Regions from separate parts of the Homo sapiens genome. Here regions 1 and 3 are each linked to region 2. Evidence: read pairs that join two places in POLR2A ChIA-PET (ENCODE). Cell type or tissue: OCI-LY7. All regions are shown on one strand. Each heading gives the region's core, and the rest is flanking DNA. Links, peaks and the distances in the headings are about the cores only. Region 1 overlaps BICD1 (BICD cargo adaptor 1). Region 2 overlaps DENND5B-AS1 (DENND5B antisense RNA 1). Region 3 overlaps BICD1 (BICD cargo adaptor 1).

Region 1 (10,135 bases), core at 2,134-7,133, 520 kb before region 2:
AGGCTGGTCTTGAACTCCTGACCTCAGGTGATCCGCCCGCCTCAGCCTCCCAAACTGCTGGGATTACCGGCGTGCGCCACTGTGCCCGACCACAACTGGCTGTCTTAATAACTTCATCTTTAATTTTTTCCCAGCCTAAATCAGTGCAATACCATAACCACCTATTAAACACCTGCTATGGTGGGAAGGAAGAGAATGCCATATACCTCATGGGATACTGAGTTAATGAAAACTTCTTTTCCCTGAAGGGGGTCTTAGTCGTGCTTGAATGTATGCAGAGGTTATCTCAATGAAGGAAAAAGTGCAGAACATTGTGACTTTTCTGCTCAAAGCTCTCTGAAAGTTTCCCATCTCACTCAGAGCAAAAGCCAAAGTCCTGATAATCTAGAAGCTGCTACATCATGTGGCCCCCTCTGGTCTCACCTACTATTCACCCCCTAACTCAGTCCCCTCCAGCCACATGGCCTCCTTAGTGTGTCTTCTCAATGAGGCTTTCTCTGATCACTCTATTGAAAATCATAACCTTCTTCCACTTCACATGCCATCTCCCTATTCCCAGGGTTTTTTCCCCCCATAGCATTTTGGATGATCTAACGTGCTATCTACTTAACTCATTCATTTTGTTTATCATCTCTCTTCCCCCACAAAATGTAGGCTCCGCAAATATGGACCTTCTGTTGTGTTTGTTCTCTGCTGTATTTTCAACACCCAAATCTGACACTGAATCATTATTGTAGGAATGAATGAATGAACCATTAGTTATGTTTATACAATGACCTATCTGCTCACAGCATTACTTTGAAATCCATTTTTCAAATTTCTGAATCACACTGGCATCACAAATTTAAATACATCTTAAGATTTTTTCGCTTGGCATTGATTAATGATGACTAAAATCTCATTGGTCTAGAGCTTTCTTCGTTGCTTTTTTCTGAAAAGACTTACTGTGACCATTATCTAAAAATGTAATTGTTGTTTTGAGACCCTGGTCTAAATTTTAGCAAATAATTGCTTGTATTGTCTCAAGCACTTCAACATGATTTACAAAAATATATTACTTATTATGCCACAATGAAAAATAGCACCTGATTATAAAACATGACTGGAAATAACTACAGTAATTAAGATAGAAGACCTGAGAATGCTCTTAAGAAAGGGTTCTACTTCTTTTTTTGTTATTTGTTTTTTTTTTTTTTTGAAACGGAGTCTTGCTCTGTCGCCCAGGCTGGACTGCAGTGGCGCGATCTCAGCTCACTGCAAGCTCCGCCTCCCAGGTTCACACCATTCTCCTGCCTCAGCCTCCTGAGTAGCTGGGACTACAGGCGCCCACCACCAAGCCCGGCTAATTTTTTGTATTTTTCATAGAGACGGGGGTTTCACCATGTTAGTCAGGATGGTCTCGATCTGTGTTAGGATGGTCTCGATCTGTGTTAGGATGGTCTCGATTTCCTGACCTCGTGATCCACCCACCTCGGCCTCCCAAAGTGCTGGGATTACAGGTGTGAGCCAGCGCGCCCAGCCTTAAGAAAGGGTTCTACTTCTAAATTATTGTAAAATATTAACAAACTGAGGCTGGGTACAGTGGTACACACCTGTAATCCCAGCACCTTTGGAGGCTGAGGCAGGTAGATGTCTTGAGTCCAACAGTTTGAGACGAGCCTGCACAACATTGTGAGACACTGTCTCTACAAAAAATACAAAAAAATTAGCTGGGTGTGGTGACTCACACCTGTAGTCCCAGCTACTCAGGAGGCTGAGGCAGGAGGATCACTTGAGCCTGGGAAGTCAAAGCTGCAGTGAGCCGAGATTGCACCATTGCACTCCAGCCTGGGCAAGAGAGTGAGACCCTGTCTCAAAAAAAAAAAAAAAAAAATTTGACAAACTGAGATCTTCTGTTGTTCAGATCACTATATCATTAACCGTAGGTTTTCTTTGTTTGTTTGTTTGTTTGAGATAGAGTCTTGTTCTGTTGCCCAGGCTGGAGTGCAGTGTTGCGATCTTGGCTGTCTGCAGTCTCTGCCTCCTGGGCTCAAGCCATCCTTCCACCTCAGCGCTTTTATTTTTATTTTTATTTTTATTTTTATTTTTATTTTTGGAGACAGAACAAGACTCTCGCCCAGGCTGGAGTGCAATGGAGTGATCTTAGCTCACTGCAACCTCCGCCTCCCAGGTTCAAGAGTTTCTCCTGCCTCAGCCTCCCAAGTAGCTGGGATTACAGACACGCATGATCACATCCAGCTAATTTTTATATTTTTAGTAGAGAGAGGGTTTCACCATGTTGGCCAGGCTGGTCTTGAACTCCTGACCTCAAGTGATCCACCCACCTTGGCCTCCCAAAATTCTGGGATTACAGGCATGAGCCACCATTAGTTTTTAATGCCAACATTAATTAAGATCTGGTATGAATTTTTAAAATTATCTATGGACGCCAGGTGCTGTGGCTCACGCCTGTACTCCCAGCACTCTGAGACAGGTGGATCATGAGGTCAGAGGTTCAAGACCAGGCTGGCCAACATGGTGAAACCCCGTCTCTACTAAAGATACAAAAACTTAGCCAGGCATGGTGGCACACGCCTGTAATCCCAGCTACTCGGGAGGCTGAGGCAGGAGAATCACTTGAACCCAGGAGGCGGTGGCTGCAGTGAGCTGAGATCACGCCACTGCACTCCAGCCTGGGCAATAGCGCGAGACTCCGTCTCAAAAAAAAAAAAAAAAAATTCTATGGAGCCAACAATTCAAAAGCTATTTATAATCAGTTTGGAGCACATTATATTTTTTCCTTTTTTTTTTCTCTCTCTCTCTCTCTCTCTCTCTCTCTAATGGTTGATTTTCCTTCCTATATTTTCTTGAGATTTGGAGCTTAAAGAATCTAAGCACACCAACCTTAGCAGAAAGAAAGCCAGTTTGTGATTTAAAAGACAAAAAAAAAATGGTCATGCGTGCCAAAGAGATAATCTGCAAGACAATAGTATCTCCAGCTCAACAAAAGAAGTCATGTACAAGATTAAACTCATGCTGTTTCCATCCAGTAACCTCACACAAGGTCAACTTCAAGATATCTCCTAAAACCATCTAGCAAGTAGCAATCAGTGAGGCTTATCAACAGGGCCCATCCTTCTTACAATATAAACCTCTTTCAGTTTCAAAAATTGATGACTAAGAGCTCTTCAATAGTGGTATTTGATTCCACATTACTCTGCAGTATGCAAGAGAAAAACAAAGACCCATCATTCTGAACCTTCTATCACAGACCCACGCCAAACTGCAACAGAACATTCTTAAGGAAATTGCTACTGTTATTGTACACATATTGCTATTGCTCCCATAAATATAAACAGGTTCTCATTTTCAATTCTATATTTAAAGATAGAAACACAGCAGTTAAATATTACATTTGAGAGTAGTGCTTTTTCTCCTTAAAATGTTGGAAAACAGTAAAGATGTACAACCAAAAGAACAACTATAAGTCACCAAGAAGTTAGAGATCAATCCCTCAAAAAAAATTCTTTTTAAATATTCTATTTACAAATGTGTAAAGTTGGCATAAAAACTGCAAACAGAATAAAATAAATAGACACAATAAGAGAGAACTTTTAAAAGACACTTTAAACAGTACTCAAGAATACAAAATTAAATGCACTCAAAGTTAACATATATCTCTGTCTAATGCAGTTAAGTTTTTGATATTTTCTGTTTTCAGGAAGGATTTAATATTTTCATTTTCAGAAAGTAGAAACAACAAATTTTAAAAGACTGTGCAATGAAGGTTTATGTATTAGCTCATAACTTCCCAGTTTTTTGTTTTGTTTTGTTTTGAGACAGAGTCTTGTTCTGTCGCCCAAGCTGGAGTGAAGTGTCACGATCTCAGCTCACTGCAACCTCCACCTCCTGGGTTCAAGCAATTCTCATGCCTCAGTCTCCCGAATAGCTGGGACTACAGGCGCATGCCAGCATGCCCAGCTAATTCTGTATTTTTAATAGAGATGGGGTTTCGCCACGTTGGTCAGGCTGGTCTCAAACTCCTGGCCTCATATGATCCATCTGCCTTGGTCTCCCTAAGTGCTGGCATTACAGGCATGAGCCACTGCACCCGGAACTAGATTTTCTTACTAAACACTTCTACGCCCATGGGGTCATTTAGTCCTCAAGTTGGAAATATAGAAGAGGGGTTCTTTACCCTGGCTGCATCTCTAAGGGAAGTGGGATTCACATGCTGAAGCCAGGCTCCACTTCCAATGAGTGATTTAACTCTCCCGGAGTGGGGTCCAGGCAGCAGTAGTTTTATAAATCACCCAGGTGATTCTAACATACAGTCTGTATTGAAAGTCACTAGTTCCTACCCACCTCTTCTCAGAGAAGACCTCAGGGAGATATCCAAGGTCTGCTCAAACATTTCCAATGTTGAGACCCAATACCTCATTAGAAAAATCCAGTAGGCAATACACTGTGTTACAGAATGGTCATATTTCAAATATGAATGGTCATTTTTACAGAGCATGGTAACCCATCCCTTCCCCTAACAACTACAACAGAGTTCGCAGATCTTGGCACTTGTCCTCTTCTTAAAAATCACATTCCCCAGTCTCCACATGACTGGCTCCTTGTCATCATTCAGGTCTGGGCTCAAGTCTCACCTCCTGGGGAAGACTGCCTGATCACGCTTTCCCCAGCCAGTCTGTCTCTTCCCTCATGGCACCTCTCACAACTGAAATATGTGTGGATGTTCGTTGACTCTCTTCCCAGTCTGAAACATAAGCTCCACCCAGGCAGCCCCATTGGGTCTGTCTTGTTCAACGCTGTATCTCCAGCAAGTGGCACCATGCCCGACACAGTAGCCACTCAATACAAATTTTTGAATGAATAAATGAAACAGATGAAGAGGTAATGGGCAATCTAAAGCAAAAAGAAAACATCAGAGTGGTAGATAACGTAAATACAGTCATCCCTCAGTCTGGGTGAGGGTGTGGGGGTTCCAGGACCCCCTGCAGATACCAAAATCCACAGATGCTCAAGTCTCTGAGATAAAATAGTGTAGTATTTGCATGTAACCTACACACATCCTCCAGTATACATTAAATCATCTCTAGATTACTTATAATACCTAATACGATGTAAATGCTATGTAAATAGCTGTTATGCTGAATTATTCAGGGAACAATGACCAAAAAAAGCCTGTATACGTTTAGTACCGATGCAATTTTTTTTCCAAATATTTTCAATCCAAGGATGCAGAATCCAAGGATGCTGAACCCACAGATTCTGGGGCCTGACTAGTTGACGATGCAGATTATAAAATATTGGACTAGGCCAGGCTCGGTGGCTCACACCTGTAATCCCAGCACTTTGGGAGGCCGAGGCGGGCGGATCACAAGGTCAAGAGATCGAGACCATCCTGGCTAACACGGTGAAACCCCATCTGTACTAAAAATACAAAAATTGGCCAGGCGTAGTGGCGGGCACCTGTAGTCCCAGCTACTTGGGAGGCTGAGACAGGAGAATGGCATGAACCCAGGGAAGCGGAGCTTGCAGTGAGCCGAGTTCGCGCCACTGCACTCCAGCCTGGGCGACAGAGTGAGACTCCATCTCAAAAAAAATAAATAAAATAAAATAAAATAAAATAAAATATTGGACTAAGCGGGCCGGTGCGATGGCTCACGCCTGTAATCCCAGCACTTTGGGAGGCCGAGGCGAGCAGATCACCTGAGGTCAGGAGTTCGCGACCAGCCTGACCAACATGGAGAAACCCTGTCTCTACTAAAAATACAAAATTAGCTGGGCATGGTGGTGCATGCCTGTAATCCCAGCTACTCGGGAGCCTGAGGCAGGAGAATTGCTTGAAACTGGGAGGTGGAGGTTGCGGTGAGCTGAGATCATGCCATTGCACTCCAGCCTGGACAACGAGAGCGAAATATGGTCTTAAAAAAAAATATATATATATATATATATATATGTGTGTGTGTGTGTGTGTGTGTGTATATATATTTGTGTATATATATATATATATGACTAAGCGTAAATGACAAAATATAAAGTCATGCACATGCACATGTGCCCGTGTGTGTGAAAAAGAAGATTCTGGAGGCTGTAGACCTCCCTCAATGCAACCACGTAGCTTCAAAATGTACAGTTTCACTGAAAGCTCTCCAAATTTAGAGATACACTCATCTTAAAGCTTTATATTACCCATTAGTTTTCTTCTGAAAATAAAGCAAAACATAAATCAAAATAAAGTTTTGAGACACTGTGAAAACATTCCAAATGTTTACAGTCATCAAATAGTGTGAAATGCCAAACATTAAAGCAGAACAATTTAACCATGTTGGAAACACTGCTCTGGTGGTGGGAAAAGTATAAAAAACATAAACTTATCAAATTATTTGGAACACCTGGAATGATAAAAATCAAAGAAATCCGAATAAGAATGAACCTTAGAGATCATTCTAGATATACCCCTTCCTAAGGACAACTCCCCATAGAGTATTCTCAGCAAGTGGCTCACTAGCTTCTCCCTTTTGGTGACAGGGAATTCATTACTTCCTAAGAAGACTGCCTCATTCCATTACTAGACAACTACACTTGTCAGAAAGTGATTTATTTTGATCCAAAATCTGGCTCCCAGTGACTCACAGGGCCTTGTTCTGCTCTCTGAAGCCAAGTACAGACGCATCAATGAAAACAAACGTAACATATCAGTTCTATAACATAATAGGTGAGATCAGAAAATATGAATCCAGAAGAAAAGTGAGTTTGGACCAAGTGTTCAAAGAAAAAGGGAACTATGAAATGGTTAAAAAAAAAATGTAGAAGGCCAGGCACAGTAGTTCACACCTACAATCCCAACACTTTGGGAGGCTGAGGTGGGAGAATCACTTGAGCCCAGAAGTTCAAGACCAGCCTGAGCAACATAACAAAACCTCATCTCTGCAAATAATAATTTCTAAAAATTAGTTGGGCCACCTGAGCCTCCAGTAAAAACAAAATCAGGTTAAAAAAAAAAAAAATAGCCAGCATAGTGGTGTGCACCTGTGGTCCCAGCTACTCTGGAGGCTGAGGTGGGAGGATTACTTGAACCTGTGAGGTCAAGGCTGCAGTGGGCTGTAATCGCACCACTGTACTTCAGTCAGAGCGACAGAGTGAGACTCCATCTCAAAATTACATATATATATATATATATAGAGAGAGAGAGAGAGAGAAAGAGAGAGAGAGAGAGAGAGAGAGAGAGACAGACAGACAGACAGACAGACAGAGACAGAGACATAGTACAAGTGCTAAAATAAGGTGGACTATCTTGGCTAGAACTGAGTGACCAGAGTGGAAAAACAAAGGAGAAAAAATACATAAAAGAGTTGATGGAAGATCCCTGAAGTCTAGGTGAAAATTACTGCAACTAGGCAAAACTATTCTGTACTTTGGAAAAATATTGAATGAATTTGAAATGTAAAGGACAGGCAGTAAATAAGCAGAACATGCAGCTCTAAAACACAGCCATCTCAGAGATTTAGAGCTGGTAAAAAAAAATCATAGACATTATGTATTGCAACACCTTAATTTTATAGACTTAATTAAATCCCAAGAGGAAAAGGTATCAATTTCCACTTTCATATTCCCCTCCATTGTAATAACACCTTCACTGAACATTTTCCTCTTTTGTACCCTTTTCTCCCCACCTCCTGCACAGCATGCTGAATCTGAGATGTTGTATAAGATCCTAACTATTTCAAAACTCAGCTTTCAGAGGGCAAAGAAGGGATAACGTAATAAAGCCCAACTGCCTGAATCATCCTGGCTTGCCACCAAGACCCAGAATGGACAGGATGTGGTCACACTGCAGGACTGGCTCTTGCCGGCCATGGAAACTAGCCAGGTATTATGCTGATACACGTATCTCCATCAGCAGCTAACAAGACAAGGAATCAAAATCACTGCTAATTTACCCACAAAACTGTCCATCTTTTCCCCTGGTATCATTCCCCTGGGTCTGCTATTGGGCATCCAAATTCCATCAGTTTCTTTTATGCAAACCTACACCTTTTCCTCTTTCACTTACCATCCATGCTACCCTCAGGGTACCATTTTCACCACCTTCCCACATCCCCAGGGTCACCCAAACTCTGAGCTTCTCGGGTTTTCTTCCCTAATCGGTCTCATTTTCTTCACACTTCACCAGTGCTTTAAAAATGCAGCTTTGTCTCGTAAATACCTGCCTTTTGAAAGGACATACTACTAAATTTAAAACACCAGGCTGCAAGATCCTGTTTTTATAAAAACAAAGGAAGAAAAACAGCAAAAAAAAAAAAACCAAAAACACCACACACACAAAAACCCTGCCTATATGTTTAAAGACATTTAAAACAAGTACAGAAGAATACTCAGCAAAGTGTTAACAACAGAGACAGAACTGTGGGAGAAGAAGGGAAAACTATTAATTTATATATGCTTTTCTCTAGCTTGGAGTACTGCAATAAAAACTGTCATAATTACACAATTTTAATTCTTAAAAAGCAAACTCTTGAAATGAAAAATAGAAAAGGCTGGGTGCAATGGCTCATGCCTGTAATCCCAGCACTTTGGGAGGCTGAGGAGGGAGAATCGCTTGAGGCCAGGAGTTCAAGACCAGCCTGGTCAACATATTGAAACTCCCCCGCCGCCCACACCCCCCACCAAAAGAAAAGAGGAAAAAAACCCACTTAAATTAAAAATGCTAATGCATCTTCAATAAAGATTAAATAAGATTGATAAAGATTAGTCAGTGAGCAGTGAGGACTGTTGCTCCCAGCCCCCATAACCCTAAATGGTGAGTAAGGGCTAATTTTCCACTTAGGCTGCCTTCTTAGACCTTACTGTCCCCAGTCAGCTTTTTTGCCCATCGTTTATTTGTTTTCATTTTTCCTAATTTAGAAAGCAATCAAACTAACTGGTGAAAACATTATTAAATTGTTTATATCCCATATTCTAGAAATTAGGCTTCTATAAAATAACAACCAATTGCACAAATTAATTTTTTTTATTAAATTGAAAGTTAGCCTGTAATCCTAGCACTTTGGGAGGCCAAAACAGGCGGACTGTCCTTAGCTCAAGAGTTCTAGACCAACCTGGCTTACATGGCAAAACCCTGTGTCTACAAAAAAAATACAAAAATTAGTCAGGCATGGCGGTGTGCACCTGTAGTCCCAGCTACTTGGGGGCTGAGGCATGAGGATTGCTTGAGCCCAGGAGGTCAAGGCTGCAGTAAGCCACGATCACACCACTGTACTCCAGCCTAGGTGACAAAATGAGACCCCATCTCAAAAAAAGAAAAAAAAGAAAGTTGAGGATCTGAATCCATCATGCAATGTACGCTTCCCCAGCAAAGAAAACATGAATTAAAAGGACTTATGTGGCTGGGCACAATGGCTCATGCCTGTAATCTCCACACTTTACGAGGGCAAGGCAGGCAGATCGCTCGAGCTCAGGAATTTCAGACCAGCCTGGGCAACATGTTTGAAATCTTCTCTCTACTAAAAGTACAAAAATTAGGCTGGGCGCGGTGGCTCATGCCTATAATCCCAGCACTTTCGGAGGCCAAGGTGGGTGGATCACGAGGTCAGAAGATCAAGACCACTCTGGCCAACATGGTGAAACCCTGTCTCTACTAAAAAAAATACAAAAACTAGCCAGGCGTGGTGGCGCGCGCCTATAATCCCATCTACAGGTGGCTGACGCAGGAGAATCACTTGAACCCGGGAGGCAGAGGTTGCAGTAAGCCGAGATTGCGCCACTGCACTCCAGCCTAGGCGACAGAGCGAGATTCTGTCTTGGAAAAAAAAAAATTATTCAGGCATGGTGGCAGGCACCTGTAGTCCCACCTATTCAGGAGGCTGAGGCAGGAGAATCGCTTGAACCTGGGAGGTGGAGGTTGCAGTGAGCTGAGATCAGACCACTGCACTCCAGCCTGGGTGATAGAGTGAGATTCCAGCTCAAAAAAAAAAAAAAAAATTACCCAAGCATGGTGGTATGCTCCTGTAGTCCCAGTTACTTGGGAGGCTGAGGCAGGAGAATCACTTGAACCCAGGAGGCAAAGGTTGCAGTGGGCTGAGATCATGCCACTGCACTCCAGCTGGGGAAACAGAGGGAGACTCAGTCTCAAAAAAAAATT
Region 2 (10,135 bases), core at 2,714-7,713:
GAACAATGGTGAGACCACACCTGAACAAAGGAGGGAAGCAATTTTATTCCTTACACAGCTTGTCCCTGCTAATGTGTCCTGTCTCCATTGGCTGGAGCTGGACCTCACAATCTAAATTAAACCTGACTGGCTAATAACTTAAAACTTTCCTAAATAGGTAAAAGCAAAGGAGAACAAAGAAAAAGAGGAAGTTGCTTATGAAAGGAAACAAATATCTTGGTTAAAGTACAAAGACATAGAATGTACTCATTCCCTTATATCTAGCAGCTACATAGGATAGGGCTTAACCAAGAGTTATTAGCATAAAGCAAGGAGGCTTGAGGGAAGTTACTCTTTAAAAGAAACTATTACTTCTAACACTTATGATTTATTCTTTAACAAGAAGGGAAATTTTGAAGAGAAAACTTTTTACTTTCTACACATCCCATCTCAGCCTCCCAAGCAGCTGGGACTACAGGCACATGGCACCAAATCTGGCTGGATTTTGTATTTTTTGTTGAGACAGGTTCTCACTATGTTGCCCAGGCTGGTCTCAAACTCCTAGCCTCAAGTGATCCTCTCACATCAGCCTCCCAAAGTGCTGGGATTATAGGCATGAGCCCCTGCACCCAATCTCTACTAATTTTTAAAGGCTAAAATATGCTATTATTTTTGTGATTTTTTAGTAGTCATTTAAAAATTTTTCTTATTGAATTAATTAAATAATTTTTAGAAATGGAGTTTGCTATGTTGCCAGGCTGCTCTGAAACTCCTGGCCCCAAGTGATGCTCTGGCCTCAGCCTCCTGAGTTGCTGGGATTACATGCATGAGCCACCATGCCCAACTCAGAAGTCTATTTCATATCACACGTATGATAATAATTTAATCACAAAGGACCGTACATTTAATAATGTTTATAAGAGCTAAGGAGATCAAGCAAAGATGTGTGAAATGAGTCAAACCTTCAATCCTCTCAGTCTGGTATTTACTAGTGTAAGAAAAAAATTAAAATGTATAACTTGAATTACAGTTGACTCTTGAACATAGGCGTTAGGGGCACCGACACTTCCTCAAGTAGAAAATTTGCATTTAACTTTTGACTCCCCCAGAATTTAACTACTAATAACCTACTGTACAGCACAAGCCTTATGGATAATATAAACAGTTGATTAACACATATTTTGTATGTTATATGTGTTATGTATTGTATTCTTAAAGTAAGCTAAGTAAAAGAAAATGTGAAGAAAATCATAAGGAAGTGAAAGTATGTTTACTGTTTATTAAGTGGAAGTAGCTCTTCATAAAAGTCTCCATCCTCATCATCTTCATATTGAGTAGGCTGAGGAGGAGGAGGAAGAACAGGCTGTCTCAGGGGCAGCAAAGGCAGAAGAAAATTGGCATATAAGCAGACCCACACAGTTCAAACCAGTGTTGTTCAGGATCGGCTGTATAATCTACCTTAGAGAAAAAATTTCACTTTTTTTTTCTTTCTTTTTTTTTTTTTGAGACGAAGTTTCCCTCCTGTTTCCCAGGCTGGAGTGCAATGGCGTGATCTCAGCTCACTGCAACCTCTGCCTCCTGGGTTCAAGCAATTCTCCCACCTCAGCCTCCCAAGTAGCTGGGATTATAGGTGCCCACCACCACGCCTGGCTAATTTTTGTATTTTTAGTAGAGACAGGGTTTCACCACCTTGGCCAGGCTGGTCTTGAACTCCTGACCTCAGGTGATCTGCCTGCCTTGGCCTCCCAAAGTGCTGGGATTACAGGCATGAGCCACCGTACCGCACCCGGCCTTTTTTTTTCTTTTTGAGATGGGATTTTGCTGTGTTGTCAGGCTGGATTTGAACTCCTGGGCTCAAGGGATCTTCCCACCTCAGCCTTCTGAGTAGCTGGGACTACAGGTGCCTGCAAAATTTCACTTTTGAAAAATATGGGGCAAGTTCAATGGCTCATGTCTGCCGTCTGTTATTCCAGGACTTTGGTAGGCAGAGGCCGGAAGATTGTCTGAGCCCAGGAGCTGGAGACCAGCCTGGACAATATGGTGAGGTCCTGTCTCTACTTAATAATACATTTTTTAAAATTGAAAATAGAAAAAGAAAAATATGGCCAGGTGAGGTGGCTTACGCCTGTAATCCCAACACTTTGGGAGGCTGAATTTGGCAGATCACCTGAGGTCTAGAGTTTGAGACCAGTCTGGCCAACATGGTGAAACCTTGTCTCTACTAAAAATACAAAAAAAATTAGCTGGACATGGTGGCACACGCCTGTAGTCCCACTGCACTCCAGCCTGAGCAACAGAGGGAGACTCTATTTCAAAAAAAAAAAAAAAAAAGTAAAAGAAAAGTATGATTTCCCCAATTTAAATTGAGATTAGAGGTAATGCATATGTTAGCTAGATTTAGTCATTATACCATGTATATATACTTCAAAATATTGTTATACACAGTAAATACATATAATTTTATCTGTCAATTCAAAAAAAAATTAAAACTGAGATTACCCTTTTTGTGTTGGGCCATTTATTTACTAGTCAACCTGTTTGAGGAGCTTGATGTTTTTTTCAGCTTATATAGACAACAATTTCGCTGAATGATAGAGAGTTTGCTTATATATTAAGGACAGAGAAGCTAAACACAGGGACATAAAGTTATTTTATCCATCGTAAACTCTAAAGGGGAGTATAAATCTAAAGTGGTTGATTCATGCTCCTGGCTTTTTGCTACTAGATAATGCTCTCTCCTACTCTTAGGTAATAACATGCATAGCCAAAATTAAGCCTCTTATGTTGCCTTGGATTCTGTTACTTTAAATAGGCACTCACCAGATTATAATTTTGGCTCGTTTGGAGATTGCTGCAGTCTGATACTAATTTTTTTCCTCCCCCCAACCCACAAAATTACAATGGGCAAGCTAGAAGTCAGGAACAATTATTCCAACAGTACAATTAAATGGGCTTTTCTCCTGGCATTTTTCTTGCCATCTTTAATTACTGTTTGAGTCTGAAGTTAAAGGAAATAGTCACAGGAGAAGAATTCTTAAGAGAGAGAGAGGAGAATGAGTCCATACTTTTCCTCAAACAGAATAGATACTTTCCAAAACATTTTCCAAAAACTATTATGTAAGCTAACATTGCTCCTTAGAAATGATGCCTGTGGAGGGGATATAGACTTGGAGGATGATGTTTGCTTAGAAGGGAGCCATGGCAAATAAACATCCTGAAGTTTCTAAGATTTCAAGCCTAATTCAATAATGGGATTATGGCTAAATTGCTAAACTTAAAATAATTGCCTTATGAACAGTCACATTGATTATGACTAAAAAGGACAGAGGATTTGTGTTCTATTTTTAGAGTAGATATACGGCCTTTGTTGGGGAGGCTGAGGGATGCATTTAATCAATCAATCTTCTGAAAGTATAAACTGTGTGATGTGTGGATGTGAGGTGAGAGAAAACAGCTCCCTACCTCCGGAAGCTCTTAGCTGCACAAGTAGGGAAGAAAACATTAATGTTATTGTCTGAATGTTTGTGTCTTCCCCAAATTCACATGTTGAAATCCTAACCCCCAATGTGAGGCGTTGGGAGGTAGAGCCTTTGGGAGATGATTAGGTCATGAAGGCGGGTACCTTATCAGTGGGATTAGTGCCTTTATAAAAGAGACCCCAGGAGAACTAGTTCTTTTCTTTTTACCACCTGAGGACACAGTGAGAAGGTGCCATCTATCATCCAGGAAACTAGCCTTCACCAGACAATGAATTTGCTGGTACCTTGGACTACCCAGCCTCCAGACTGCAGTAAATAAATTTCTGTTGTTTATAAGCCACTCAGTTTATGGCATTTTGTCACAGCAGGCCAAACAGACTAAAACAATTAATACACTTAGAATAATATTGCAATACTAAAAGGTGTGGGACCAGTTACAAGTGCCTCTGAATTCAAAGTGGGAAAGAATAGATGAGTGAGATTTCTGTGATTTAAAAGAGGTGTTAGAAATTGCATGTGAAGGCCAGGCTCCATAGCTCATGCCTATAATCCCAACACTTCACAAGGCTGAGGTGGGCAGATCATTTAAGTCTGGGAGTTCAAGACCAGCATGAGCAACACAGCAAAACTCAGTCTCTACAAACAAACAAACAAACAAACAAACAAAGAAACATTAGCCAAGTGTGCTGGTATATGCCTGTGATCCAGCTACTTGGGAGGCTGAGTGGGAGGATCACTTGAACCTGGGAGGTGGAGGCTTCAGTGAGCCATGATTGTGCCTGTACTCTAGCCTAGATGACGGAGTGAGACCTAATCTCAAAAAAAAAAAAAAAAAAAAAGAACAAGAGAAATTGTATGTAGCAGGGGGCATGGTGGCAGGCACCCATAATCCTAGCTACATGGGAGGTTGAGGCAGGAGAATCACTTGAGCTCGGGAAGTGGAGGTTGCAGTGAGCTGAGATCGCACCACTACACTCCAGCCTGGGTGACAGAGTGAGACTCCATCTCAAAAAAAAAAAAAAAAAGAAAAGAAAAAAGAAAAAGAGAGCGAGAGAGAGAAATCACATGTGAAGTCTGTAACAGAGAACTCAGGTTCAAAGTCTGGCATGTGGCCAGAGTTTAAAGATGCTGGATCCAAAATATACTCAGATCAAGACTGATAGTGTTATTCCGTTGGCTACTGGAGTGTTTTCAACCTTAAGGTTTTTAGATGGAATTGAGAAAGATTACAAATTTGTAACATAAAATCAAGTTAATCACTGAGTAGCCAAATTGGTTTTTTTGATGATTGAAAATTATGCAAACTTTGTTTCATTTCTCTTTTTTTACTTTTTTTTTTAAGAAACAAAGTCTCTGTTCTGTCACTCAGGCTGGAGTGCAGTGGTGCGATCATAGCTCACTTCCACCTGCAACTCTGGGCTGAAGCAATCCTCCCACCTCAGTCTCCCTGGTAGCTGGGGTTATAGGCACATGCCATCACACCTGGCTAATCCTTTCAATTTCATAGTTATTTATACTCTTCAGACTATTTTGAATGTATATATGTACAGCATTATATATCTCTAGGATTTTATTCATTGATATATCCCTGGAACATTACCTGGCATATAGTAGGCATTATAAGAATTGTTGAGTAATTAATGAATGTTCATGCATCCATGTATACATATGCATATATGTATAGTTATTCAAATTAGTCTCACTAATAAGTCATTATAATAGTTACAAATTTGAGTGATTTATATAAGAATAGCCATGATTCACAATGCTGATCATCTTTTCTCACAGAAACACACACGGACTTAAGAAAGAAAGGCTTTGAATTACAAAAAGCAATAGATGCCTGTTGTCAATTTTTAACAATATAGAAATATGAAAAATAACAAATGGAAGCTGTTCAGATGTTTTCATGCACAAACATGTATACAGTTTATTTTTAACACAAAAATAGGAACTATATATTTTTCTTTTCTTGCTTTTTTTTTTTTTGAGATGGAGTCTCATTCTGTTGCCCAGGCTGGAGTGCAGTGTCACGATCTCAGCTCACTGCAACCCTCCATCTCCCAGATTCAAGTGATTCTTCTGACTCAGCCTCCCAAGTAGCTGGGACTATAAGTGCGCACCACCAAGCCTGGCTAATTTTTTGTAATTTTAATAGAGACGAGGTTTCACCATATTGGCCAGGCTGGTCTTGAACTCCTGACCTCAAGTGATCCGCCCACCTCAGCCTCCCAAAGTGTTGGGATTATGGGTGTGAGCCACCACACCCAGCTGTCTTTTCTTGCCTTTTATATTCAGCCATATATTAGATATTTTTTCCATCAGTGTAACCTCATTCTTAGCATGCATTGTATCAGATATACCAGAATCTATTTAACCACTTCATTTTTTGTCTTTTTTATTTTTATTTAAAATTTTTTTTTATATTTTTTACTTTTTATTTTTAATATAGGCAGAGTTCCATCATGTTGCCCAGACTGGTCTTGAACTCCTAGGCTCAAAGGAACCTCCTGCCTCCCAGAGTGCTGGGATTACAGATGTGAGCCACCACACCCAGCTAACTGCTTCCTATTTCCTATTGGTAGGAATAAGATTGTTTCCACTTTTAAATATAATGAGCAATGTTTCAGGGGACGTTGTACACATATTCTTTACTTGCATATTTCTGTAGGAGAAAGTCTGAGATGCAGAATTGATGAATCAGAGGGTATGAGTATTCTAACTTTTGATAGAAAATCTGCATTTTAATTTCTACTCATATACTCTTGATTTTGGTTTGATGGAAGGAACCCAGCCAACCCAGGAAAATACCTTCTGCAGAAGGCTGCTAAAATTTCTTCCTCATCTTGGGCCAGGCGCAGTGGCTCATGCCTGTAATCCCAGCACTTTGGGAGGCCGAGGTGGTTAGATCACAAAGTCAGGAGTTCAAGACCAGCCTGGCCAAGATGGTGAAACCTCGTCTCTATTAAAAACACGAAAATTAGCTGGGCGTGGTGGCACACGCCTGTAATCCCAGCTGCTCAGGAGGCTGAGGCAGGAGAATCGCTTGAACCCGGGAGGCAGAGGTTGCAGTGAGCCGAGATTGCGCCACTGCACTCCAGCCTGGGTGACACAGCGAGACTCTCCTTCTCAAAAAAAAAAAAAAAAGATTTCTTTCTCATCTTATGGGCTGATTTCCAGGAAAGCCTACCTTAGCTGCCTGAAGCTCTAGTGCAGATCACTGTCACATCCTTAAGAAGAGCTAGTTCTGGCCGGTCGCGGAGGCTCACGCCTGTAATCCCAGCGCTTTGCGAGGCCGAGGTGGGCAGATCACGAGGTTAGAAGATTGAGACCATCCTGGCTAATACGGTGAAACCCCGTCTGTACTGAAAATACAAAAAAAAAAAAAAAAAAAAAAAAAAATTAGCCGCGCCTGGTGGCGGGCGCCTGTAGTCCCAGCAACTCAGAAGGCTGAGGCAGGAGAATGGCGTGAACTCGGGAGGCAGAACTTGCAGTGAGCCGAGATCGCGCCACTGCACTCCAGCCTGGACAACAGACCGAGCCTCCGTCCCCCCAAAAAAAAGAAAAGAAGAAAGAAGAGCTAGTTCTGGGGCTTTTTCTAGAATATGGAATTATATTTCTTTCCTTTCAGTTTTTTTTTTTTTTTTTTTGGAGGCGGAGTCTCGCTTAGTCGCCCAGGCTGGAGTGCAGTGGCGCGATCTCAGCTCACTGGAAGCTCCGCCTCCCAGGTTCATGCCATTCTCCTGCCTCAGCCTCCCGAGTAGCTGGGACTACAGGCATGCGCCACTACGCCCGGCTAATTTTTTGCATTTTTAGTAGAGACGGGGTTTCACCGTGTTAGCCAGGATGGTCTCGATCTCCTGACCTCGTGATCTGCCCACCTCGGCCTTCCAAAGTGCTAGGATTGCAGGTGTGAGCCACCGCGCCTGGCCTCCTTTTAGATTCATAAGGTTTTTTTTTTTTTTTAACTGGACGGGATCTTAGAGACTATTCCCCTTATTTTGAGAGTAAACATTCAGTTGAAAGTTAAAGAAAATAACTCAAACTGGCTGAAACAATAAAAGGAATTCATTGGCTCACATTAACTGACAAATTCCAGATATTGAGTAGGCTTCCTGTATGATTTGAGCCAGAGTTTATAATATAGTCTACTTTTCAGTGATATTCTTGGCTCTGCTCCATTCTGTATATTGGCTTCATCCTTGGCCTGGCTTTCCTTGTAAGGCTACTGGTAATTTTGGGACGGTATATATCATATTTACACCCAAGGTAAGAAGAGGATGTTCCTTTCTCCAACTATCAAACAAAAGTTCTGAACCTCATCCTAATTAGGCCAGCTTAGGATAACTGTTCATCCCTGAGTCAGTAACTCTTAAAAGGAATATAGGTTCACAAAGACATCCTAGAGCTAGGTGTAAACCCAATACCATGTGAAGGACATGAACACTACACAACGAAGGAGGAGGGGATGGATTCTGATTAAACAGCCACCTATTAGGGAGGAACTTCCTTTCCTCTTGCCTCACGTTTCCATGTAGAGGAACTTCTACTACAGTAACACTGTTGGCCCCCACTTCACCCCTCCCCTGCCTGCTAGGTTTGCAAAGTAGTTCATGGTCTTCATTTCTCCATTGGATGGCGCTAATCTAATTAAAGTTAGCAAGCATTGGAGAGTCTTCTATTTCCTTCCCACCTGGGGCTTACATGGGACAGCAATACTGAACTAAATGTAGATGCTCTACAGATTCAAATATCCCCTTCGGTGGCCTGAGCCAGGGTTTGGTCAGCGGGAAGAAAAGATTGAAGGGATGGAAAGTAATGTAGCAAATCTCTGCCACAGACCTGCTCTTTCTTCAGATCAGCTTTACCTTTTTTTTTTTTTTTTTTTTTTTTTTTAAAGACAGAGTCCACTCTGTCACCCAGGCTGGAGTGCAGTGGTGCTATCTGCACTCACCACAACCTCCGCTTCCCAGGTTCAAGTGATTCTTCTGCCTCAGCCTCCCGAGTAGCTGGGATTACAGGTGTGCGCCATTGCACCTGGCTAATTTTTGTATTTTCAGTAGAGATGGGGTTTTGCCATGTTGGCCAGTCTGGTCTTGAACTCCTGACTTCAGGTGATCTGCCCACCTCAGCCTCCCAAAGTGCTGGGATTACAGGTGTGAGCCACCGTGCCCAGCCGGCTTTAGCATTAACAGAGGCTACATTTAATAATAGAAACTGTTCTCCATCTGTTGGCATCCTATATCTTATTTCTCAATTGGTTCCAATCTTAGGGAAGAAAGATGAAGTTGTTGATTGACCTTTTAAAACCCAAATCCTGCTGGGTATAGTGGCTCATGCCTGTAATCCCAGCACTTTGGGAGGCTGAGGTGGTAGGATTGCTTGAGCCCATGAGTTTGAGACCAGCCTGGGCAATATAGCGAGACTTTGTCTCTGCTTTTAAAACAACAACAACAACAAAACAACAACAACAACAACAACAACACCACTACCCTGTTTCAGTTTCTGGTCTATTTAGAGCTTTTCCTTCCCATAGATGAGGACACTTGATGTGGATTTTCAGGCCTATCCCTGCCCCATTTTCTGCTACAAATGGGTTCTGCTTGGACCTTCTACCAAGTCCTGTCACCGTCTTTTGTATTTAGACTTTGTCATTGTACGTAGGTCCTTAGAATTTAGCTTCTGCCTTATATGCAAGTGTCTCTCTCCAGGAGCCCTCGGTCCTAGTATCTTGGGTTCCGCTCTGGTAACCTACCTAGGTCTCTAGTTCCTTTTTCAGGCTGGGCCCTTGCAGGTTCCCCTCTACATTAATTTCCTAGGGCTGCTGCAACCAATTACCACAAACTTGGTGGTTTAAATAACAGAAGTTAATTTTCTCACAGTTTTAGATGCCACAAGGCTAAAACCAAGGTGTCAGGAGGGCTGATTCCTTCTGGGGGACCCCCAGGGAGAATCCATTCCATCCCTCTCTCCTAGCTTCTGGTGTCTGCTGGCAATGCTTGGCACTCCTTAGCTTGTGGCAACAACATTCCAAGCTCTGTCTCTGTCTTCACATGATCTTCGCCTATGTGTGTCTCAATATCTCAAATCTCCCTTTTCTTATAAGGACACCAGTCATTGGGTTTAGGGCCCACTCAGCTATAATTGCACTGCATTAAGGATCTCAAGATGAGATCCTCAATTACATCTGCAAATATTTTATTTCTGAATAAGATCACATTCACAGGTATAGGGATTAGGACTTGGACACACCTTTTTGGGGACACAATTCAACCCACTATATCCTCTTGACTTCTTATTACAACTGGAGAGAACCTGTGATTCCATGATAGACTTCCTGAAGCTGCTTGCCTGGAATTTTATATTATATTATTTTACTTTTTGGAGACAAAGTCTCACTCTGTCTCCCAGGCTGGAGCACAGTGGTGCAATCTCGGCTCACTGCAACCTTCACCTGCCTGGGTTCCGGCGATTCTCCTACCTCAGCCTTCCAAGTAGCTGGGATTATAGGTGTGCGCCACCACGCCTGGCTAATTTTGTATTTTTAGTAGAGACAGGGTCTCGCCATGTTGGCCAGGCTGGTCTTGAACTCCTGACCTCAGCTGTTCCACCTGCCTCGGCCTCCCAAAGTGCTGGGATTACAGGTGTGAGCCACCACCCCCCCACCCCCGCCACCT
Region 3 (10,135 bases), core at 1,909-6,908, 550 kb before region 2:
TCAAATATTTTCAAAACTTGTACCATTAACATCCAATTTTATTATTTTTTAAGCCTATGAAAACCAGACCTTTGATTTAGAAAAATAATAACGAGCACATGTAATTATGCCAGTAATTATATCCCAGGCAACAGTTCAAAGTGTTGTATATTTACTAACTCATTTAGTATATGCTTATATGTGTATGTATGTGTTATAAAATGTATGTGTGTTATACATATATATATGAAAAACAATTTTACAGAATTTTCCTGTTTGGAGAGGAGAATTCAAACAGTTGGAATGTTTCTTGACCACTAGTAATTTTCAAATAATATATGAAGAACATAAAATGCAGCTTTGCCTGCTTCTAGGATTGTTCCAAGCAGTTCTCTTGGCTGATCTAAACATGAGTGTTCTGCAATACACACATCTCCTCCGTGGGGTAAATAATACCAAGCATAGGGATGCCATCATGGCACTATTTCAAAATGTAAACTTGACAGCCAGTTAACAGCTCTTCAGGAAAGAGTAATAAGTACCTGGAGCCCAGAAGACCAAAAAGCAAATGTCAGAATTTTAGGGGAAATGATCTAGGTTGCTCCCAAAATGCTGTTCACGGTGATCTCCCAGAGAGTGCCTCATTCTGAGTCAATATAACCCTAATGTGCTTTCCTTCAATTACTGTAAGCATATCCTGAGATTTCAGTAATGTGACAGCTGGTAACCTGAGCCCCAACTAAGACTGCCCTCGGCTATATCTCTTTATTAATTCATCCCGGGAGCTGGAATTGAGCTATGCTGAGGAGCAGAGAAAGTGGCATTGTGTCCTCCCTGACAAAGCAGGGCAAGTGCAGGCACCTCACACACAGAGGTATGTTTGTCCCACCATTCAAACAGAGCTGCTTGCCTGCTGCCTGAACTGTAGCGTGCCTTGACACTGCATATGAAACGCTGGAGGAGCAATAATATCTATGTGTGCAATTTTATTGCAAAAAGGCCTGATTCTGCTGTTGTCTCTTTACAAATGTCTGATAATCCACTCCTGTCACAGACTGACAAGAGCTGCTACTTCATTTCCAGCTGTTGGGGAATACCTCAGGAGAATACTTATCTCTCAATGGGCAGCAACAGCAGGGCTATTTCAAGACCTCACTCCATTGTAAAGGTGTTATGTGTCCACACAGATCTATAAATCACCATGCAACATCTTTCCAGAAGTATGTGCTGGTCTGCAGAATTGCTAGATATGTCCAGGTGGGCTGGGATCACTGGAAAGGCCTGGTACATCTTGCCTGACAGCTAATTTAAATGGCTCTTTTAGGGTTACGTGTCATAAGAAAGGGGGAGATAACTTTAAAAGATTATAAATCACTTTTATAAAACCACTTAATGTAAATGACTATATCTTAATATCTTAACAAATGTTGCTCCCAATTTTTTTTATGTTTTAATGCAACTGAAATCTGAAAGCATTTTCTTATTTTCCCTTTTTTTCTTTCAGGCAATTTGAGGCACAAACAAGTGTAAAAACCAAGGAAAGGTGCAGCTGCTTTGCTATTATATAGCAACAAAAGCGATCTCTTTGTATTTTACAAGAACTTTCCTTTCTCTGTAGCATTTTGTTTTACAATAAACAAGTATTTTTGACTTTGAGATGTTCTTACTTCAAGGAAGACGGCTGTACTTTAATCTGTGAGAAACCTAAAAGATGAGTGCCTGAACTAGATATCATGATTTTAAAAATTTAGCTGAAATCCTCAGCCTATTAAAGGTTCAATTTGAATCTCCATAGCTGGACAGCTGAAATTCTCCTTTTTGCATATCAATTAGATTTAGTCTCTCTACCTTATGGCATTACCATTCACAGATGGTTACTCCAGGGATGGATGCATTTCAGTAACAGTTTGAAATGCCCCTGGGTAATAACAAGTGTAAATGATTGCTTGTGCCGTTGAAATAATGCAATAAGACTGTCAGTGGCCGATGGAGTACAGCTGTGGACGAAGTCTACACTTGCTTCTAGGGCCTTATCTACACTGTGGATTTAAAAACTTAAAATACATTTATTAACTGCAAAAATAATAAATGTCATTCAAATAACTGGATTTTTTTAAAACCACAACTTACTGAAAAAAAAAAGCAGCACTTCAGAGTAAAAAAAGCAAAAAGGTTGACTTCACAGATGCTTATTTTTCTGTCTAATTGCAGAAACAATGTGGGGTAAAATGTTTGAATCAGAGGAAAAACTGACGAGGGATCATTTTAATTGGATACAGGATAAAGCAGGAGGTTTATCGACAACCCATCAATAAAGATACCATTTAGTGTATGATTAAGGTGACTTTGAGTACCAGGCTATGCTAGATTTTGTACAGGATACCAAAGACATTCCTCCTCCTAAGAAAATGAACATCTACTTTGATAGAAAAGACTTCATTTATACAAGACAATATATAGTCAAGTATTGGGTTATAAGCAGTAGAGATAAGAGAACAGGAATTTGGAAGGAAAGAACACCACGAGCTACATTCATTGGGAATGCTTGGTGGAAAAGGTGGTTCTCAAGGCAAGTTAAGGAAGAATTTTCAGCAAGACCTGCAAAGTCATAAAAATGAGTACGAATGTGACAGATAAGGAGACACTGGCTGCTCAGAATTCAGGACTCACACCAAGTAATGGTGAGTGCTACATGCCAGACTAAGGAGCTTGACTGTCAAGAGGAGGTTGCTGACAAAAGTGGGAGTTTAAGTGGTGTTTAAAGAACTGATCTAACAGTGGTGGGTAAGAGGCACTGGGAAGAAAACCAGAGCAGTGATTCTTAACCAAGAGCACGTATCAGAATCATCCACGAACAGCTCTCCAATAGACCTCGCCTTTTATTTTTCAAGATTTTCTTGTCACTCCAGAGAGTCTACGGAGCCCAGAACATATACATAAAGTAATAAAAAAAGGGTTAGACCCAAAATATTGAGAACTGGAAAAATCATAATATTAACTTTATCATAATGAACTTAGAGAAGTCCATCAAAAAAATCTTAGAGTTGGGTGAGTCTTTTGTCTGTTTTTTGCCTGCACAGCAATAACTTGTTAGGCAACTGGGTGACATGCTTAATTCTCTCCAAAGTGAGAGTCCCTTTCCCGTCTGCAACTTTATAAAAGCTCATCCCTGGGACTCTCCCAGGAGTATACGACAATAAACAATGTTCACATGGCTACCGCAAGCATTCAGTGATGGTGACCAGACCAGAGTTGGTTAGCCTTGATTCCAACCCCTGATTTCAAGCATTGGAGGGCTAATAAACATCATATATACATGATGTTTATTACATATATATTATATATATTAGATATGTAATATATATGTATTACATATATACACACACACACACACATATATATATATGTACACACACATATATATACAAAGTCTGGCTCTATCACCCAGGCTGGAGTGCAGAGGCACAATCTTGGCTCACTGCAACCTCTGCCTCCCAGACCCAAGCCAGCCTCCCACCTCAGCCTCCTGAGTAGCTGTGACTACAGGTGCACGCCATCATGCCTGGCTAGTTTTGTATTTTTTGTAGAGATGAACTTTCGCCATGTTGCCCAAGCTGGTCTTGAATTCGTGAGCTCCAGTGATCCACCCGCCTTGGCCTCCATCTTAACTGATTTAATGTTCTTGGGTTTCCTCTTCTGCCAGGTGGGCCTTGTTGACTCACTTAACAAGAATAGTTTCAGGTATATATCCGTAAGAAAACAAACCACTCTATTAATACCAAAAAGACAAGGGCACTCACATGTTTATCGCAGCACTATTCACAATAGCAAAGACACAGAATCAATTTAGGTTCCCATCAACAGTGGCTTGGATAAAGAAAATGTGGTATATAAACACCATGGAATTCTATGCAGCCATAAAAAATCAAAATCATGTCCTTTGCAGCAACATAGATGCAGCTGGAGGCCATTATTCTAAGCAAAGAAATGCAGGAAAAGAAAAACAAATACCGTATGTTCTCACTTACAAATGAGAGCTACACATCAGGTACTTATGGACATAAAGATGGCAATACTAGGCACTAGGGATGCCTAGAGGTGAGAGGGAGAGAGGAGAGCAAGGGTTGAAAAACTACTGTATACTATGCTCAGTGTCTGGGTGATGGGACCATTCATACCCAAAACCTCAGCATGACACGATATACCTCAGTAAAAAACCTGCACATGTACCCTCTGAATATAAAGTAAAAGTTGGGGGAAAAAAGAGCAGTTTTGCTACTGAAGCTTCTGGAATGTAACTGAACAACCTTTTCTCAGATCCAGCTATTGGATAAGAAATCAAATCCAGCCATACGTGGCTGTGTACTTCTTTGACTATATTATTATCATATTAAGTAGACTTGATTTCTTAAAAAGAAAATAAAAGGTTATGACATATGCCTATAGAAATAATTCCATAAATAAAAGAATTTATTCTAATGTTGCTCAAATCTCTATGTTTTGAGGGTTGGGCCTCAGCAGCCAAGTTTATATATATAAATGTCTCCCTGGTTATAGAAGAATGGACCAGAAGCAAACACCTGGTCCCTGGTGGGCCAATCAATTTCTCTCTCCCTGACAGCTAGAATTGAAATTTGAAAATACCAGCCTCAGCCAGGTGCATTGGCTCACGCCTGTAATCCCAACACTTTGGGAAGCTGAGGCAGGAGGATCACTTGAGGCCAGGAGTTCAAGACTAGCCTCAGCATCATGGCAAGAAAATTAGCTGAGCATGGTGGCATGCACCTGTAGCCCTAGGTACTTGGGAGGCTAAGACGGGAGGATCACTTGAGCCCAGGAGTTCAAGGTTAAAGTGAGCTATGATCATGCCATGGCACACCAGCCTATGTGACAGAGCAAGACTGTTAAAAAAAAAAAAAAGTTAAAAAAAACTAGTCTCTGCCTGTAATCCCAGCACTTTGGGAGGCCAAGGCAGGTGGATCACCTGAGGTCAGGAGTTCAAGACCAGCCTGGGCAACATGGCGAAACCCCATCTCTACTAAAAATACAAAAATTGGCCAGGCATGGTAGCGTGTGCCTGTAGTCCCAGCTACTCAGGAGTCTGAGGCAGGAGAATCACGTGAACCCGGGAGGCAGAGGTTGCAGTGAGCTGAGAACGCGCCACTACACTCCAGCCTGGGAGACACAGCGAGACTCTGTCTCAAAAAACAAAAACAAAAAACAACAACAACAAAAAAACAAGTCTCTGCTGACTGCTTGAACTGAAGACATCTAGTCTCAGGAACTGTGAAGCCTCCATCTTCCACTATGGCCACAGGGAAGGAGAAAAAGGGAAACTGGGGGTAGGGAAGAAAGAAGCAGATGTGCAGGCAGAGGTAGGGATGCCCTGCAACCACAGATTCCACTCAGGTATTGCTCATATGCCTCAGTGTACTCTGACTCAGTGGCTTTCAGTCCCTGCTCCTCTTCCTTCTGCTGTCCCTGTTATCACCACTGGCATTTCTGTTCCTTTCCTTCTATGTCTCTCCAACTCCCAGAGGGAGGATTTGACCAACTGTGTTTGGTCATCACCCAATATCAAATCAACATAATGTACACTTATAAGCTAGGGATGCCTGAGAACATAACCTTCGATGTATCTATTTAGTGCTTGCAATAAACAGTGTGCCATTTATTGTACTTGGGTTGGCACGTGCATGTCTCCAAATTAATAAGAATGAAAAATGTAAGTGATTTAGCCAAAGCTGTACCATAATCCAGTGATCATATTGCATGCAAGTAATTAACAAGTTGCACCTGGTGAGTAGGAAGGCAGGCAGCCAGAGGCTCCAGAGCCATCAGAAGGGCTGTCAGGGCACAAGACTGCCAAGAAAGAAGGAAAGTGACTGTCTACTGGAAGAATCTGTGCAGGCTCCATCACAGGCAGCTGCAGCTCTGTATGAGGGCCTCTGGGGGAGCTGGGAACCTGTGCTTCTATGTGGGAACATGCTCCACTGTTTCCAGCTTTGTATAGAAATTTCTAATCATATAAATCTCAGTATTCTTGGACATCAAGGAAGTCTTATATTTTTAAGCAACCCTGTCTGCTACCATCTTCCCAACAACCCCACCACCATCTGTTTTGATGCCTACACAGAAGATATAAGCCAGTGGATCCTACATTTTTTTCAAGTATTTGCTGAAATACAAAGATTTATCAAAATTGCTAAGAAGCAGGGTACCATTGATGTTAAGATTACAAGGAAGGGCTATAATGAAAATGACAAGAAAATGCTCGGACAGAAGAGTCAATGAATTTGCCATGAGTCTCACGTGCCTTCTTTACCTGTGGAAGGGGTTCTTGTCTCTGCAATATCTTTGAACAAGAGCCTACAGATTCTTATGTTATTTTTTTTTAAGATATCAGAGTATCATACACTCACCGACATGGACTGACCCAAGGCCCCTGTGTCAGGTTGTGCAGGTCTGCACTGCATAACTTTAAGGGTACCATTTCCATCCCTACTCCCCAAACTTGTGCCACACAGCAGCCCTGGAAGTTACCCGTCTATAGCATGGAAAAGCAAGTACATGAATTCATAGATGTTAACAAGCAGTGCATTTGTAAAGCTAAAAAGAAACATTTTACCTGGTGTCCTTTCAGATCATCAGTCTCTCTGCTCAGTCAAGCACAATTCTTTTAATCCCTATCTTCATCCACTTGTCTCTCTAAAATTGATTGGGCTTCTCCTAGGATCTTCATGTTTGTACAAAGAAAGCCCAAGCTAAATTTTCAAGGTCAAGGAAAAAACATACGCTTTTCCCTGCCTAGATAAAACCTTCAGACAGACCAGAATAATGGACTAGCATTGCTACTGTCCAGATGTTCATGTCCTCCCAAAATTTGTATGTTGGAACCTAAAATCCAATGTGATAGTATTAAGAGGTATGATAGTTGATACAGTTTGGCTGTGTCCCCACCCAAATCTCATCTTGAATTGTAGCTCCCATAATTCCCATGTGTTGTAGGAGGGACCCGGTGGAAGGTAATTGAATCATGGGGACAGGTCTTTCCCATGCCATTCTCATGATAGTGAGTAAGTCTCATGAGATCTGATGGTTTTATAAAGGGGAGTTCTCCTGCACACACCCTCTTGCCTGCTGCCATGTAAGATGTACCTTTGGTCTTCCTTCACCTTCTGCCATGACTGTGAGGCCTCCGCAGCCACCTGGAACTGCAAGTCCATTAAATAAATTACCCAGTCGTGGGTATGTCTTTATTAGCAGCATGAGAACGAACGAATACGATAGTATTACAAGTAGGTGCTCTGCCTTCATGAATGGGATTAGTGCCCTTACAAAAAAGGCTTGAGGGAGGCTGTTTGTTCCCTTTCACCATGTGAGGATGCCATAAGAAGGCACCATCTGTGAAGCAGACAGCAAGCTCCCACCAGACACTGAATCTGCTGATGCCTTGATTTGGACTTCCCAGTCTCCAGAACTGTCAGTTACTCTCTCTTCTTAAGATCACATGACCAGAATTCTCCTAAGTCAGATAGGGTCAATGTTTTGCCTTAATTCCTGACTTGCATCTTTTTAACTCTGACACTAATTTTTCTCTTGGTTCACCTAAGACATCTATAATGTAACTTTATTGTTCTACATTTCAGATCATTTTCTGGCAATGCTTCTTTGACATAGCATACAAATTTTGCAACATGAAGCAATATACATTTCTTGACTTCAAAAAAATATGGTTTCCCCATAATGTATATGAAAACATATCAAAGGTGGGTTACATTATTAAATTCTGTAACTTGTATATTAATAACTTATGAAGTCTATGAATTATTATGTACCAATGATGCAAGAACATACAGCAAAATTAATGCTATCATTCATAGTGGACCCCCTCTATCATCACAGAGAAAATCATTGATGACCAGCACTGACTCCAATATTACCCAAGATCTATATTTAGTATGTCTTTAGGAGCATCATGGTTCCTTATTCAGAGGATGAGATTGTATGGAAATGGCCTATCCCATGCAGTTCAGCACAAGGAGACCCAGTGCAGTACAGGAACAATGTATGAAATGCTTAAAAATGACTATTCATTGCACATTAGAGAATGCCTATGTCACATTTTTACAATTACAGAACTCTTTTTTTTTTTTGGAGACAGAGCCTCACTTCGTCACCCAGGGTGGAGTACAGTGACGTGATCTCGGCTCACTGTAACCTCTACCTCCCGGGTTCAAGTGATTCTCGTGCCTTATCCTCCTGAGGAGCTGGGAATACAGGTGTGCACCACCATGTCCAGCTAATTTTTGTATTTTTAGTAGAGACAGGGTTTCACCATGTTGCCTAGGCTGGTCTGAAACTCCTGACCTCAAGTGTTTCTCCCACCTCAGCCTCCTAAACTGCTGGGATTACAGGCATGAGCCACTGTCCCCGGCAACATTACAGTCTATCATTTTTATAAAAATAGCAGCAACCTGTAAAAGTTCCCAGTGGAAAGCTGCATGGTCATACAGGGAGGGTTCACCAGGAAAGTTCCTACCTGCCTGTCTGCCAAGTGACCTTAAAAGGGAGCATAACTTGGTGAATTTGACATGATTCAGGTCATGATTCATGGGCTGGGAAACTGTATTCCATTCCAGGCTCATTCAGGCTCGAGGACGCTCTTGCATGTGAATTAAACCCACAGGAGACTGATGCACAAAACCAGAATAGAGCTTTATTTTACAATAAGAATTGTATAACTGCCGAGAGGTCAGAGAAGGACAGTGGGAAAATCACATTCTCTGCTCAAAGGCAGACTCTCCAGAAAGCCAGTTTACCGGGTGCCTGTTGCGGGGAACATGGAATCAGAATCAGTATGAGATTTGCCTAATTCGAATGTAACTGCATCAGACTCTGAAAACCTAGTGTGTCTGTCTCCACAACACAGGCCTGTCAGAAATGACCACTACAGAGCCAGGCAGGGTGCCCACCCCTGCTTAGCACCTCAGTGAATATGGCCAGTATCTGCTTCTCAGATTCTTTTTTTTTTGGAGACGGAGTCTCGCTCTGTCACCCAGGCTAGAGTGTGATGGTGTCATCACGGCTCACTGTAGCCTCAACCTCCCAGACTCAAGTGATCCTCCCACCTCAGCCTCCCAAGCAGCTGGGACCACAGGTGTGCACCACCACATCTGACTAATTTTTCTTATTTTTTGTAGAGATGGGGGGTCTCCCTATATTGCTAGGGCTGGCCTCAAACACCTAGGCTCAAGCAGTCCTCCCACTTCAGCCTCCCAAAGTGCTACAATTTTAGGCGTGTGCCACAGCACTTGGCCTACTGCAGTAGAGATATAGATACGAATACTTTTCTTAAGGGTACTGTACAGTTAGGCTGCCCTGGAACCATTCTGTCTCTTTGAGTTTCCTTCTCTACTCTGAACTTTAAGTGTCTATTTTCTTATTTTCTAGTTCATAGAAGACATTTCACTATCACAACTGTGTATTTACTGCCCACATTAACTAAATTATTGTGTACTTATTCATGTTTCTAGAAAACTTGAAAAAGATTTTTTAAAATTATCAACATAAAAACTCTGAAGGAGCCTTGAAGATGTTTTTAAAAAATTAAGTGAGCAGTTGAGGTAAATAATGAATGATTTTACAATCACAGATCATTTAACTTTAAAATAGCATAAAAATTCTTCTTAGTAAATCGTAACTAACAAGAAGAAGGAAATATAATGGTCGATAATTAATCAAATATCCAAAATGACGGCTAAGGGAAAAAAATCCACCACCGCCACCTGAACGACCTTTCAGTGAAATGAGCGTTGTGGATTTTAGAATTCAGAATTCTCTGTTCTTGTTCCTGTGAGTCTCTCAATCTAGCTGCTTTCCAGTCCTAATATTACTTGGCCTGTCTGGCAACATTGGTCTCTCTTGTTCTTGAAAGCTTCCCACAGCCGGGCACAGTGGCTCATATATGTAATCCCAGCACTTTGGGAAGCTGAGGCAGGAGGATCACTTGAGTTCAAGATTAGCCTGGGCAACATAGGGAGGTCCCATGTCTACAAAAATTAAAACATTAGCTGGGCATGGTGGCTCACACCTATGGTCTTAGCTCCTCGGGAGGCTAAGGTGAGAGGATCACCTAAGCCTGGGGAGGTCGAGG

The links. ChIA-PET counts read pairs that join two places held together with the same protein. Peaks named below come from ENCODE experiments on the same cell type or tissue, not always from the same donor. Only the 100,000 strongest peaks of a DNase experiment are listed, where the experiment ranks them.
Region 1: POLR2A ChIA-PET joins it to region 2 with 6 read pairs; 2 of 35 experiments call an interaction of 5 or more read pairs at or near these places.
Region 3: POLR2A ChIA-PET joins it to region 2 with 5 read pairs; 2 of 35 experiments call an interaction of 5 or more read pairs at or near these places.

The regions. Positions count from the first base shown.
Region 1 is chr12:32,113,551-32,123,685 of GRCh38, reverse strand. All of the region lies in intron 1 of BICD1 (BICD cargo adaptor 1), which reads right to left. Among named protein-coding and RNA genes, the nearest start is that of BICD1-AS1, 11 kb to the right of the region's middle. RefSeq lists enhancers at 2,640-3,349, 4,155-4,771. In OCI-LY7, for the core only: no CTCF peak of the experiment used is centred there; no DNase peak of the experiment used is centred there.
Region 2 is chr12:31,598,368-31,608,502 of GRCh38, reverse strand. It overlaps DENND5B-AS1 (DENND5B antisense RNA 1), which reads right to left. Exons shown (of 3, transcript NR_046909.1): 2 at 6,649-6,823. Among named protein-coding and RNA genes, the nearest start is that of DENND5B, 12 kb to the right of the region's middle. In OCI-LY7, for the core only: no CTCF peak of the experiment used is centred there; DNase peaks (open chromatin) are centred at 4,582 and 4,872; H3K4me3 peaks cover 1,648 bases; H3K27ac peaks cover 3,016 bases.
Region 3 is chr12:32,147,021-32,157,155 of GRCh38, reverse strand. All of the region lies in intron 1 of BICD1 (BICD cargo adaptor 1), which reads right to left. Among named protein-coding and RNA genes, the nearest start is that of BICD1-AS1, 45 kb to the right of the region's middle. RefSeq lists an enhancer at 861-1,362. In OCI-LY7, for the core only: no CTCF peak of the experiment used is centred there; no DNase peak of the experiment used is centred there.